3 separate regions of the Homo sapiens genome follow, and regions 1 and 2 are each linked to region 3. The links are chromatin contacts, found by Hi-C or POLR2A ChIA-PET in ENCODE. All regions are on one chromosome and are shown on one strand. The core of a region is the stretch at or near the end of the contact, and the rest is flanking DNA. Distances in the headings are between cores, read along the strand shown.

Evidence for each region. Hi-C counts contacts between places; a loop is a spot of excess contacts on that map. ChIA-PET counts read pairs that join two places held with the same protein, here RNA polymerase II (POLR2A). Pooled maps may share reads with other maps.
Region 1: a loop to region 3 is called in a map of naive thymus-derived CD4-positive, alpha-beta T cell, with 4 times the contacts of the local background. The contact joins the enhancer-like site here to the promoter of GCLC in region 3. A Hi-C loop is called at or near these places in 1 of 168 maps with a recorded cell type or tissue (naive thymus-derived CD4-positive, alpha-beta T cell) and 9 of 50 pooled maps. POLR2A ChIA-PET finds 5 or more read pairs at or near these places in 1 of 52 experiments (GM12878).
Region 2: a loop to region 3 is called in a pooled map, with 4 times the contacts of the local background. The contact joins the enhancer-like site here to the promoter of GCLC in region 3. A Hi-C loop is called at or near these places in 5 of 37 single-sample maps with no recorded cell type and 10 of 50 pooled maps. POLR2A ChIA-PET finds 5 or more read pairs at or near these places in 3 of 52 experiments (BJ, GM12878 and activated B cell).

Annotation. Positions count from the first base shown.
Region 1 is chr6:52,387,323-52,391,610 of GRCh38, forward strand. All of the region lies in intron 1 of PAQR8 (progestin and adipoQ receptor family member 8), which reads left to right. Among named protein-coding and RNA genes, the nearest start is that of PAQR8, 27 kb to the left of the region's middle. RefSeq lists enhancers at 1,608-4,092, 2,734-2,943. Within about 2 kb of position 2,494, at least 26 of the 41 ENCODE cell types and tissues checked have a DNase peak (open chromatin) inside an H3K27ac peak, as active enhancers do; they include GM12878, where a contact is called at or near this core.
Region 2 is chr6:52,490,185-52,494,681 of GRCh38, forward strand. EFHC1 (EF-hand domain containing 1) reads left to right here. Exons shown (of 11, transcript NM_018100.4): 10 at 1-166; 11 at 2,086-4,497. The coding sequence ends at 2,157. Among named protein-coding and RNA genes, the nearest start is that of EFHC1, 72 kb to the left of the region's middle. Within about 2 kb of position 1,312, at least 3 of the 41 ENCODE cell types and tissues checked have a DNase peak (open chromatin) inside an H3K27ac peak, as active enhancers do; they include GM12878, where a contact is called at or near this core.
Region 3 is chr6:53,543,556-53,547,833 of GRCh38, forward strand. It overlaps GCLC (glutamate-cysteine ligase catalytic subunit), which reads right to left and starts at 1,546. Exons shown (of 16, transcript NM_001498.4): 1 at 941-1,546. The coding sequence starts at 1,090. RefSeq lists enhancers at 230-971, 810-869 and a silencer at 1,090-1,519.

The DNA of each region.
Region 1 (4,288 bases), core at 1,244-3,743, 1.2 Mb before region 3:
TGATAGATGTTCTTTCACAAAGACGCAGTCAGTTGGCTGGACTCTTGGGACACGGGTCAGAATTATTGGGGTCTGCCCATACCTTATTGTTGATTTGGTTTAGGGCTTTGAATAGGTCACTTAAATTCAGTGTACCTCAGTTATTCTCACAATCAAGTAACACAAGCTAAAATCTTTGAAAAAATATTTTGAATAACTTCCTTATGCAACCCAATGAATTTCACAATTTAATATAAAGGAAGACACATGTATAGCCAGTTATAGCATAATGCTAAGAGGATGCTATAAACTGAAGTGTCTCCCCAAATTAATATGTTGAAATCCTAACCCCTAATGTAAGGATATTAGGGGGTGGGGCCGTTAGGAGGTGATCACCTAGATCAGGGATCCCCCAACCCCCAGTACCTGTCTGTGGCCTGTTAGGAACTGAGCTGCACAGCAGGAGGTGATCAGTGGGCGAGTAAGCAAAGCTTCATCAGTATTTACAGCCGCTCTGCTTTGCTGGCTTTACTGCCTGAGTTCCTGTCAGATCAGCAGCAGCATTAGATTTTCATAGGCGTGCCAATCCTATTGTGAACTGCACATGCAAAGGATCTAGGTTGTACTCTCCTTATGAAAATCTAATGCCTGATGATCTGTTACTGTCTGCCATCACCCCAGATGGGACCGTCTAGTTGCAGTAAAACAAGCTGAGGGCTCCCAGTGATTCTACATTATGGTGAGTTGTATAATTATTTCCTTATATATTATAATGTAAAAATAATAGAAATAGGCTGGATCCGGTAGCTCATGCCTGTAATCCCAGCGCCTTGGGAAGCCAAGGTGGGCGGGTCACTTGAGGTCAGGAGTTTGAGACCAGCCTGGCCAACATGGCGAAACCCCATCTCTACTAAAAATACAAAAATCAGCTAGGTGTGGTGGTGCATGCCTGTAATCCCAGCTACTTGGGTGGCTGAGGCACAAGAATGGCTTGAGCCTGGGAGGTGGAGGTTGCAGTGAGCTGAGTTGGCATCACTGCACTCCAGCCTGGGCAACAGAGCAAGACCCTGTGTCAGGAAAAAAAAAAAAAAGCAATAAATGTAATGGGTTTGAATCATCATGAAACCATACTCCTCAACCCCCAGCCCCCATACGTGGAAAAATTGTCTTCCATGAAATTGGTCCCTGGTGCTGAAAAGGTTGGGGACCACTGACCTAGATGAATGCCTAGATGAATGGTATTACTGCCTTTATAAAAGAAACTCAGGAGAGCTCCCTTGCCTCTTCTGCCATGTGAGGACATAACAAGAAGACAGTCATGTTTGAACCAGAAGTGGGCCCTCACTGGACACCAAATCTGCTGGTGCCTTCATCTTGGACTTTTGCAGCCTCTAGAAACTGTGAAAAATAGATTTCTGTTGTTTATAAGCCACCTAGTCTTTGATATTTCCTTACAGCACCCTGAATGGACAAAGACAGAGGGCTTAATAAGACATGATGAGTTCTACTTCAGGCTGTCGCTAAGCTTCACAGGGGAGGGGTTATATCTGAGCCTGAATTTGAGAGAGAAGTGGGTTTTGCCAGGCACAGCAGGCTACAATAACATTGGCGATGTCAAGTGTGTGGCTTGTTCAGGCAATCAGGACAGTCTGTTCTGCCTTTTGTATGCAACAAGAATAAAAACGAGTTCTAACAGTGCTCCAGTGTTATTTTACATTATGTTTCTCTGCCTGGCCCCTCCTTTTCCTAAGTCTTTGCTTAGGCATTCTTGGTCATAAAAATGACAAATGGTAGGAGATGATAGACCAAAAACAAGCTGATGGTTAGAAATTCAGCCAGCAATTTAAATATTGGTGCGGATACCTAGCAAGTGGATGAACCACACAAATAAATAAGATCCAACTCAAATGGTGTTTTCTTTTGAAAACCCACATTTTCGTTTTCTTAGATCTCACTGGTTTTTACCTTTAGAAGCAGGCAAAGGATAGTCATTCACTTTGTTTTTGAACAATGATCTATTGACACATTCTGGGGACATCTTTCCTCTGACTGTTTGCTGATAGAAATAAAGCATAGGTAAGCCAGTGTTCCTGTCTCCAGAGGCTTGCAATTCAATAAGCAGAAGAGAGAAGGCTCTCTACACACACAGTAGTGAAGTAATGGGCAAGCCTGATGTTCTCCTTACCAAAATATGTGGAATAGATAGATAAGGGTTGGGGGCGGGGGAGGAATCAAGATGGCCTGGAGAAGGCTTTGTGGTGATTTGGAATTGAACTAAGGCCTTGGAGATATCTAAGGAGAAATGAAGAATAAAGTGACTTGCTTGACTCTTTATAGCAAATAAAATTGCTGGGTCTTAGAACCACCAGGAGAGTGTACTGTTGTCACTGCAGAAGAGTTAATGTTTAATTGCTAGGGAACACAGCTTTCTTTATATGGTGCTCCAAACTCTAGCTCGATTTGTTATCTGATTTTCTGCTGTGGAAAGGGCATTTCCAAGATTGATTTCCTGCCAGTGGAAATGAGCAGCTCTCTTCACGTTCACCCGGGTTGGCCCGGGTCCCAGCTGGTTTGCAGATCAGTGATGAAGCTTCCTGCCGGTGAGAAGCTAGATCTAGTTGAGAGGTTGCCTGACTGAAGCCAAACCACACCTAACGAAGCCGATAGTTACACTCATGTAGAAAGTCCAGGGAGACACCTGTCCCTAGGCTTTAATTAGTGGGAGTTTCAGACAGCAAAGTTTACCTTTACTCAAACAAGAAGCCTCAGAAGAACATGATCTTCACACCTGAACTGTTGATTGCCTGGAGACTGCTCAGTGTGTTCTCCCAGTAAATTGTTCCCAGCTCCTCTGACTTCTCCCACTCGACAGATTAAACACAGATACTATTTATTCCATGTGGCAGATGCATTCTCTGTCTGTAATGATGCATTTTGAAACCAGTACTTTCTCAAGTGAGATTAGCTGAGATGTGGAAAGTATAGGAAGTGACAGAACAGACAGAAATTCTAGCTAGAGGGTTCTAGTTAGATAAAGAGAAAAAGGCACTCAGAGGAAATTTGCTCTGCTCATCTTTCCCAGGGCACAGCAACAAATTAAGGCTGTCTTTTCTTTCTCCTCTTAGGAATATTATAGGGCACCACAGAGGAAAAGATTCATAAGTGGAGAGCTCACTGAGCCCAGAAGGACACATCTTGCTGCCAGATCTGTGGCAAAAAGGTGTACCTTACTTTTTTTTTATAGGCACGGTTCAGCCGTACCACAAACCCACATGGTCAGGAAGTGACTCACGTATTAATGCCGTTTGAGTTTGTGTGCTGTGGGGAAGGTCTTTTGACAATATTGTGTATACTGGCTTTTCCAATCTAAGAGAACATCTTTGCTGCATTAACAGTAGATGTTACATATTTTTTTCCCTTTAAACCCCCCATGACCAATAGCTTACCCTATGGCAAGTATAGTTAGGTTACTCGTAATAATTAATTTGGTATGCTAACTAGTTGAGCTCACAGAAAAATGCAAGTATGGGTGTATTCCTTTATAATGCTGGGGTGTTTCTTGGGGAGGGTCTTAATATTTTACCAACTTAGGTTTTACCAATTTTTGCATATTTATGTCAAATATTCCTATTTGCAGAGTAGTACTAACTTTTGCTTTCCAATTACAAAAGTAGTAAATGTTTGTTGTTAAAAAGTACGATAATGATAGTATTTCCAGAAGAAAAGTAAAATTCCCCACAATCCCTTCATGGCAATAGCTATATTGTTTTGATTATATGCACTTCCATACTTCATCTGTACCATGTTTGTATGATTACAAAAATAGGGCTGGGCGGAACACATACTTTAAATTTGTTTTTTCCTTTACATGTCTTTGACTCATTTATTCATTCAAGAAATCTTTTTTGAGAATGTACAATGTGCTAGTCCATCACTTTTCTAAGTGCAGTGGAGACTACAGTGAAAAACCAATGGAGCTCACATATCATGTGTATCTTTGTATAACAATAAATGTAAATATGCTAGTTATTTTAATAAGTGCATAGTATTCTATTTTATAGATTTATCTTAATTTACACAATCAAATACTCCATTTTTGGATGTCGAAATTCTGTTTGTTAGGTTTTGTTAAATATAGGGAGGAAATATGCACTGACCATTGGTGAATCTGAATCGATGTTCAAATGATCTCTGCTAATAACAGGATTGCACTGGTAGTGCCATTCTTTCAAATATGACTTTACAAATAGTGATATGCTCCTTGGAAGATGTAGCTATAAAGATCAGTATGAGCCCAGAGTTCTCTCAC
Region 2 (4,497 bases), core at 62-2,561, 1.1 Mb before region 3:
AATAGACACAATTCAGAAGCAACTGAAAGATCACTCATGCAAAGACAACATTCGTGAGGCATTTCAAATTTATGACAAGGAAGCTTCAGGATATGTGGACAGAGACATGTTCTTTAAAATCTGTGAATCGCTTAACGTCCCAGTGGATGACTCCTTGGTTAAGGAGGTCAGTATGAATTACTCTTCTGAGTTCATTGCAGAGGCTAGGCACTGATCATTCTTTTCTAAAGGCAATTGTGTGTGTATTTCACTACAACTGGGCCAGATTTAGGATGTTCAGATCAGATCTACTATTCTGTCCTGATTAGGTATTGCCCGTTGATTCTAGCATTGGTATTCTTTTCTAATTGCTGTTGCAGGGCATCTCTTTAAGTGGGCCTGGGGCTGGACAACACAGAGTGGTTAGTAGACCAACATGTCAGGACTGAAGAAGGGCAACAGAGACGATCCAGGAGGGGTGGCTACCAAGGGGAGACTCAAAGATAAGTTGATAGAGCAGACTGGTTGGCAGCCTTTGATACCCTTCACAGCTGATACCTACACTGGCCCATCAGTAGGGTTAGCATGAAAGAAGGCATGACCACTGCAGGAGGGCTGTGGCATCTGTCAGTAGTGGTAGCATGGCCAGCAGCTGATGGAGGAAGGGCATGGAAGTTTTCTTCCTTGAATTTTCATAAGTGAGTTGAAGGGGGACTTTCATGCCTTTTCTTCATTATAAACCCTTTAGCCAGGGTTCCCTTGGAAGTCAGAACAAAGTCCCCCTGAGAAATGCCAAGGACTGTGGCTTATGATCATTGAGACATTCTTACTGATTAAAAATATTGAGATTCTGAGGCCTTTTTAAAGATCTTTTAGCCAAAACAGGTGTTCAGAATTTAAGAGTCATTTAGGAAAGGGTTTGGTTTAGGGCTAGTGACTAGGTTGGAGATGAGGATTTTTCATAGACAGAAACATTAGCAGGGAGTGAGTAGGAGGGCAGATAGAAGAGTATTTGTTCATGTGGACCAAACACACATTTAGCTCCCCAAATTTTAGGTTGACAGCATGCCCAACTTTTGATTTTCAAATTCTTCATACTGTCTGATGTGGGAACTGACATGGGAGAGAGGGATGGCAGTCATTGGCAAGTGGAGCAGGGAAGTGGGGGTGGGACAGATTTGCACATCTTATAAAAATAACCACAGAAAATCAGTCTGTTACCAGTCACAGTCGAGTTTTAAGGGACACAGGTTGAGCAGTGGCATAACCAGACCCTTCCGTTAGGCTGTGGTAGCAAGAGCCTGCTATTTAAAAAGTCTTACTCCTCATGAGCTGAGTGGACAGTCTTTTATTTGAATATAAAAACAACTAAAAGTGCTTTTATAAATATGGATGTTAGTTCTGAAATCTTGGGAAATGTGGCAGACTGCCACGGTTACTTGAGACATCTCTACGACAATTACTACTGTTACTACTTGAGACCGTCATTACGAGAGTTAACGAAGGAAGATGAAAGCAGAAATGAAAACTTAAAACAAAAGTAACTATTTTAAAGGAAGGGAAAGAAGAGAGCTCCCTGCTTCTAGTGAGCAAAGGCAACCGCCCGAGCTGCTACAGCCCTTCATATTTATTGGGTAGAAAGAGCAGGGATTAATTGATCACAGGTTCACATTATTGCTAACAGGCTTCAGATGTGTCTAATCACAAGAAACACTTGTGCCTGGGTCGTGACTGCCTTCAGCGTTCCTTCTGGGCAGCAGACGCAGTTTGTCAGTTTGCCAACATCCTGCTTTCATGAGAAACAGTTTACTGTTTACTCATAGAGCCTCCAGTGGTATACTGAGTTGATCATGACGCTCATTCTTTCGGCCTTCAACAGGGAAGGTCATTTACTCCATCCAGCTTTGGTTTCATTAAGTGTAAGATGGGGATAATGTCTGTCCTACCTGCCAGGTTCACAGGATCATTTCAGAATCAACTTGAGGATACAAAAATTCTGAACTGATTTACAAAGGCTCGGGATCATTATGCATAAGCGCACTCTGCAGTTGAGCTGACGGAAGCCCTGCAGATCTGTCTCACCTATTCTCTTTGCTCTCTCTGCAGTTAATCAGGATGTGCTCTCATGGAGAAGGCAAAATTAACTACTATAACTTTGTTCGTGCTTTCTCAAACTGACCTGCTGATGAGAAAATGCAAGACAATTTTTGATACTGGAACTATGCTTTGAAATACACCTTACACTCTTCATAGAGGCATTTACAGGGTTCCTGAAGTTTTATTTCTGTTTTGGTTCTTCTTTCACTCCTACTGAAGTCGAAACTAAATTGGATCTAATAGGATCTAAGATTGGTGCCTTATTTAGGGTGATAGGGGTATAGCAATGTCTAATTTTGTGTGTCAAATTGACTTGGCCACAGGGGGCCCAAATATTTCCTTTCTTTCTTTTTAAAAAAATAAATTTTTTTAGAGATGGGATCTCACTCTGTCATACAGGCTGGAGTGTGGTGGCACTATCCTAGTTCTATGAAGCCTCAGACTCCTGGGCTCAAGTGATCCTCCCACTTCAACCTCCCCAGTAGCTGGGACAACAGGCTCAAGCCACCATGCCCAGCTAATTTTTAAAATTATTTTGTAGAGACAAGGTCTTGCTAGGTTGCCTGAACTTGTCTCAAACTCATGAGCTCCAGAAATTCTCCCACCTCAGCCTCCAAAAGTGCTGGGATTATAGGCATGAGCCACTGTGCCCAGCCTCAGATATTTCATTATTCTGGGGGTTTCTCTGAAGGTATTTTTCGATGAGATAAACATTTGAATCAGAAGACTAAGTAAAACAGATAGTCCTCCCTAATGTGGGTGGGCCTCCTCCAATCATTTGAAGACATGAGTAGAATAAAAAGGCTGACCTTTCCCCAGGTAAGAGAATTCCTCCTGCCTGACTGGCTTCAAATTGGAACATCAGCCTTTTCTTGCCTTCAGACACAAATGGAAACATCAGCTGTTGGTCTGGAGCCTGCTGACCTTCAGACTGGACCTAAACCATCAGCTCTCCTAAGTCATAGGCCTTTGGATTCAGACTGGAATTATACCTTTAGCTCTCCTGGGTCTCCAGCTTGCCAATTTACCCTGCAGATCTTGGGACTTGTAAGCCTTCATAATTGTGTGAGCAATTTCTTATAACTCTCTCTTTCTCTCTCTCTACATATATATATATATATATATTTTATATGTACACATTCATACACACACACGCTTATATGTATACATATAGTATGTATATGTGTATATATATTATGTATATACATATATGTGCACACATCTCTACTAAAAATAGAAAAATTAGCCAGGTGTGGTGGCGTGTGCCTGTAGTCCCAGCCACTCGGGAGGCTTAAATGGGAGAATCACTTGAACCCTGGAGGCAGAGGTTGCAGTGAGCCAAGACCACGCCACTGCACTCCATCCAGCCTGGGTGACAGAGCAAGACTCCATCTCAAAAAAAAAAAGGTTAGAAAAATGCTGCTTTTAGAGAGCCTGGCCTTGAGAGAGGAAGGAAAGACTAGTTGCAGTTACTATTCTCTGGTGAGCTCTGACTGGCTTTTTACAAACAGGGCTTCTCTTTGGTTGAAGTCAGCCACTAAGTTCATCTTTAAACATGCTATCTCAAATTCCCCGAAGCCACCCAAAATGTGGTATGAATGAGGATAGAGTTACACAGAATTCAGACTGCTTTGCCCTCTCAGAACTTCTAGGGAACTTCCCTTGGTGTTTCCTTCCCTAACGAGCTCAGCCACTTGTAACCAGCTTATTGAAAGGGCTGTGAATGTATTATGTTGATTCCTTTTCTGTTCCAGGTTATTATCTTGGGAATAACCCATGTTTTGTTTTGTTTTACCCTCAGTCGCTCATAACTATTTAAAACAGTATCTCTTTCAAGTACAGATGCTCCTCTACTTATGGGGCTATGTCTCAATAAACTCACGTAAGTAAAAAATATCACAAGTTGAAAACACATTTAATAACCCTGATAAGCCCATTGTAAAGTAGGCAAATAAGTTGGACCATTGAAAGTTGGGGACTATCTGTATTTTAGAAGTTTTTTCAGCTTAAAAATTACCAAGCTCTATCCTACTTGGCCCAGCTCAGTCCTTCCCCCAGGCTTAGAAGCCTGTGGTAAAGAGTGTGTGTATACTGGGGTGATGATAGTGGTTTCTTCTTACTCCCTTCTTTCTGTCTTCTGCTCCCTTTGTTCCTATTCAGCCATGCTGCTGTTTCTAGCCCATGTAGGCTCTGGGAAAGGTTAAGCGGGTAGAAACCAGAGAAAAAGGGCAAAGTCTTATTTCTGTGGCTAGTAATGTCGTAATGTGGGGCCAGGTCTGAGTGACATGTGCCGAAAGGCTGACTCTTTCTCCCAGAGCACCTTTTCTCTCTTTTTGGATTCAGGGGGTACATGTGCAGGTTTGTTACATGAGTATATTGCACCCAGGTAGTGAGCATAGTGCCCAGTAAGTAGTTTTTCCA
Region 3 (4,278 bases), core at 296-2,795:
ACACAGGTGGCAAGCCATCTAAGGCAAAAGCTAAAAACAAAAACAGAGATGGACTTCTCAAGAAGTCATTTAATGTGTACTGCATACACACGTAATTTTCAAAAACAGAAAGGGAAGGCACAAAAAGTTTTGGCAGATGACACTAAATCAACAGTTTTAACATTGCTGCATTCCAGATCATTCCAATAAACAATGGTTCAACCTACTGAGAATCTAGAGACATTTCATCTCTAGGCAGAACACTGGTTTGTAAAGTTTAGTTGCTGGACCTAGGCCATGGAAAGACACAAGCAAATCCTAATGTTGAAACTCTAAATGCATTCCCACTTAGAATTAAACAGGAAAGGGAAGGTTCCTCCCCCATGTAGGAAACTGAGCCGTAATTTACTGGTTTCAATTTATAGCTATGAAGTGTGTGTGTTTTGGAGGGGAGGGAAGATGAGAAGTTGGAGAGGTTTAAGGAAAAGACACCTGCATGAGGTAGGGCAGAAGTGGACATCCTGAAGACCTGATTTCTAAAAGCAGCAGGCCTACTAGGAAAACTTAAATCTCTTTCATATTGACCGCAAAAGCGAATTTTGAGCCTGTAAGGTGGATCATGGTAGTTGCCGGTCTGCAGATACACTAGGTTGAAGACTCGCAGCACCTAATGTCACTTTTTCATGCTCACGCCCTCCCAGCGCCCAATCCGTGTTTATGGAATGAAGGGGAAAACCCAAAAGAATGAATGAACAAGAAAGGAGTCTAGTCAGGAGGATGGCCCTGGACGCGGACTAGGCGAAAGCAGGGACGATGCTCCCGGGGCCGGGAGGCGCTCGAGGACCCCCGGGCGCAGTGGAGAACGCGGACCGCGATAGGGCCGGGGGCGTAGGGCAAGACAAAGGCAGCGCGGGCGGCCAGACACGGGTGCCCGGCGGGGACGGGGACCGCGGGCGCTCACCTCATCGCCCCACTTGAGAACGTCCTTGTGCCGGTCCTTGACGGCGTGGTAGATGTGCAGGAACTGGAGGATCCCGTGCCGCCGCACGTGGTCGGCATGGCGCTTGGTTTCCTCCCAGCTCAGCGGCGAGCCCTGGGACAGCAGCCCCATGGCCGCCCCCTCCTCCTCCTCCTCCTCCTCCGGGCTGACGGCGGTCGCCCGCTCCGGGCGCGAGACGGACACTCAGCCGCCCGCAGAAGGCGGCTGCCGCTCCACCCCGCGGGGGCGCTCTCGGGCCGCAGTCGGCGGAGGGAGGGTCCTGCCCGCTCCGGCTCCCCGGCGGCGGCCCCTGGCGCCCAGGTGACAGACCCTGGGTCCGACGCACCGCGCGGAGGCGAAGGCAGAAGACCGAGAGCAGGCGGGACGGCTCTCGGCCCGGCGGCCTCGCCCTCCCCGCTGCTCCTCCTCCCGCTCCGATGCGGCGGCGGCGGACCCCACGGCCGCGCTGCCGCGGCGGCTCCCGCTTCTCTTTGCCGGTCTGGTGCACTGGCTTCTTCCTACTTGTGACCAAAACCTGCGCCGCCGCGGAGCATGCCCAGTCTTTGCGTCCGCTAGCTCGCCGCTCCTGGGCGCGATCCTGCGCTCCAGGTTTTATAGACTACGGGCGAAGGCGGGGAGAGGAGGCGGTGCAGCGGCGGAGGCGTGGCCTGAAGCCCGGTGGGAACCGCGGGGGCTCAGGAGGCGTGTGCAAGGGTGATTGGGTCGCAGTTGAGGGGAGCAGCTCGCGAGAAGGGGGCGTGCGGTCGGCCTCGCTTTACGCAAACGCGACATATCAAAATGCATTTTTTTTCCTAATCAGAAGAGATAAACTTGGGATTCGGGAAGAAAGTTGATTATTTGAATCAATGACGAACTCACCATATTATGTTTTAGTTGGACAGGGCCTCACACTTAGAGTGAGAGCGGCAGAATGTGTTGAGAAAAGTATTAACATGGTAGTGAAGTGAAACAGTTCAACTCTAGGCTCCATCACTTACTGACTGTGAGACTTGGGACGAGTTCTTCCCATATCTGCATAAAATTAGATTAATTCTATCTTTTATAGATGTCGTAATTATGTGCATAGTGTACATGTGTATAGTGTTGGCCAAAAAATTGACCTGGTTATTAAGAGGAATCAATTTGTCAACATGTGTAAATCATTATTCCCTACTGTCTTGATTAACTGGTGACCTATGTTCTCTGGATGGCACGGACACCATTTATTGCAAAAAGTCTCCAGACAGACCATATGAGGAACCATCTCCAAAAGTTTATCCTCCATCTAAACCTAAAATTCATCCCTTAAGTGATCAAAATGACGTTCTTGTGAGCCTACCGTGGGGTGGGGTTGAAGATAGTGGGAACACCTAGAGTTGGCCTTATCTCGGAGGGAAAGGAGAGGAAGGAGGTACCGTGCCCCCAAGTGATTGTTTAATAAATATGTGTTGACAGAGCAATGACCTGTCAGGGGAAAAGTGAAGGCAACTAGATCATACATGTACCTACCCAGAAAGTGTGTATTTATCATACCCTCTTCCCTCGCACTACAGAGTTAACATTTAGTAAGCACTTATTAATTGCTAAATGAGTGAGTACATGATAGCAGGATTCTCTTCTCCCACAGCCTTCATATTGGATGTGCCCCTCACAGGGCTTGGGGGCATGAATACCCAAGGTCTGGCTGGGATTTCCACAATGGTGTGTGTGTGTGTCTGTGTGTCTGTGTGTGTGTGTCTGTGTGTGGTAGGGATGTTTGAAGCTCAGGAGAAGATGTTTCCATCCTCATCACACAGGTGGGATAGAAATCAAACCACATTCTAATTTTTCCACAGCCTTTTCAACAACCTCCTTTGCCCTCCCACCAACCTCACCAGATCTGTATATGGTTCTGGCACTCTGTTGTTTTTCCTGCTTGAAATTCTCCATCTGACACACTCATGTTCATCTCTTGAGTCACAGTTATTCCTCTCTGTGTTTTGGTTGCATTCGTACATTAATGATAGAGTCATTTTAAAGATAGCTCCACACTAAATAGTGAATTCCTCTGGGGCACAGATGACTTATGCCTTTTGTACCTTTAATTCTAGAAAAGTGCTTGGTATAGAGTGTGTGCTTAATAAATGTTAGCTTCTCCGTGAAAAGCAGGTAGTGGGAGAGGGGGAGAAACAGTGTTTCCCATGTAGGTAAGACATCCAAGGATCATTGGGTTATTCTCATAATGTCATCTGACATTCTCATAGACCTGCATTGTTCAACACGACAGCCATCAGCCACATTGGCCAATGTACATTTGAAATGTGGCTAACATGACCGAGAAACCAAATTTTCATTTTAATTTAATCAATTTAAATGTAAATTTAAAAACTGATATTCCATTCAGTTACTGGAAAACTTTTAAGTAAATTTGAAACAAGTTGGAAATGTGAATCCATTTTTGACTGTAAATTTTATGAAATGTAATTACAGATCAAGTATTTCCAATGAAAACTTAGTGGCCCAGATGTGTTGTGAGTGTAAGTCACACACCAGATTCTAAGACAGTAGAATAAAAAGATGTAAATATCTCATTAAAAGTTTTATATTGATTACATAGCGATATAGCATTTTGGAAATTTTGAGTTAAATATGATGTGGTATGTTATTTAATTTACCACCACCCCCACCCACTTTTATTTTTAATTTTAAAGGAGGCTACTGAAAAATTTAAGATTACATATGTGGCTCTCATTCCACTTTATTGAAACAGTACTGATGTAGACCTTGATTTACACTTTGCAAAGCAGTTTTCCCATACACCTGCTGCACACCATACACTTTTCCCATGCACCTGTTAGGAATCATGGACCTGGGCGGTTCAATAATAGACTAAATTCTAGTCTAGCCAAAGCCCTACGCGACACTGAACCTAGTAAGAGTTTAACACTGTAATTGGAGTTACTCTGTCCTAGATCCCGGCTCACACTCACATAAGGGACCTCCCTCACCCTATCCTACCCCCCCGAATTCTGAACCAGCTCCCCCAGCGGGGGTCCCAGAGCTTTGGACAATCCCAAAAAGGGCGCCGGCGCTGCTGCACCACAGGGCAGTTATGCCCAATTTAAACCTTGATCTCTCAGTGTCTTTAGCCTTTTCTGTTACAAAGAAAAAACAAAAATCCCATCACGGATCAACTGAAGTCATATTTAACAAGAGTTACTCCCCTCTGACAATGCTTTGCCTGCATAGGTCCACTACTGCTCGATTTCATTCTGTAGACTGCACCCAGGGCCAGGTTTCGACATCTGGAAGTGAGTTTTCAGCAGACAGCTCCATCAGGG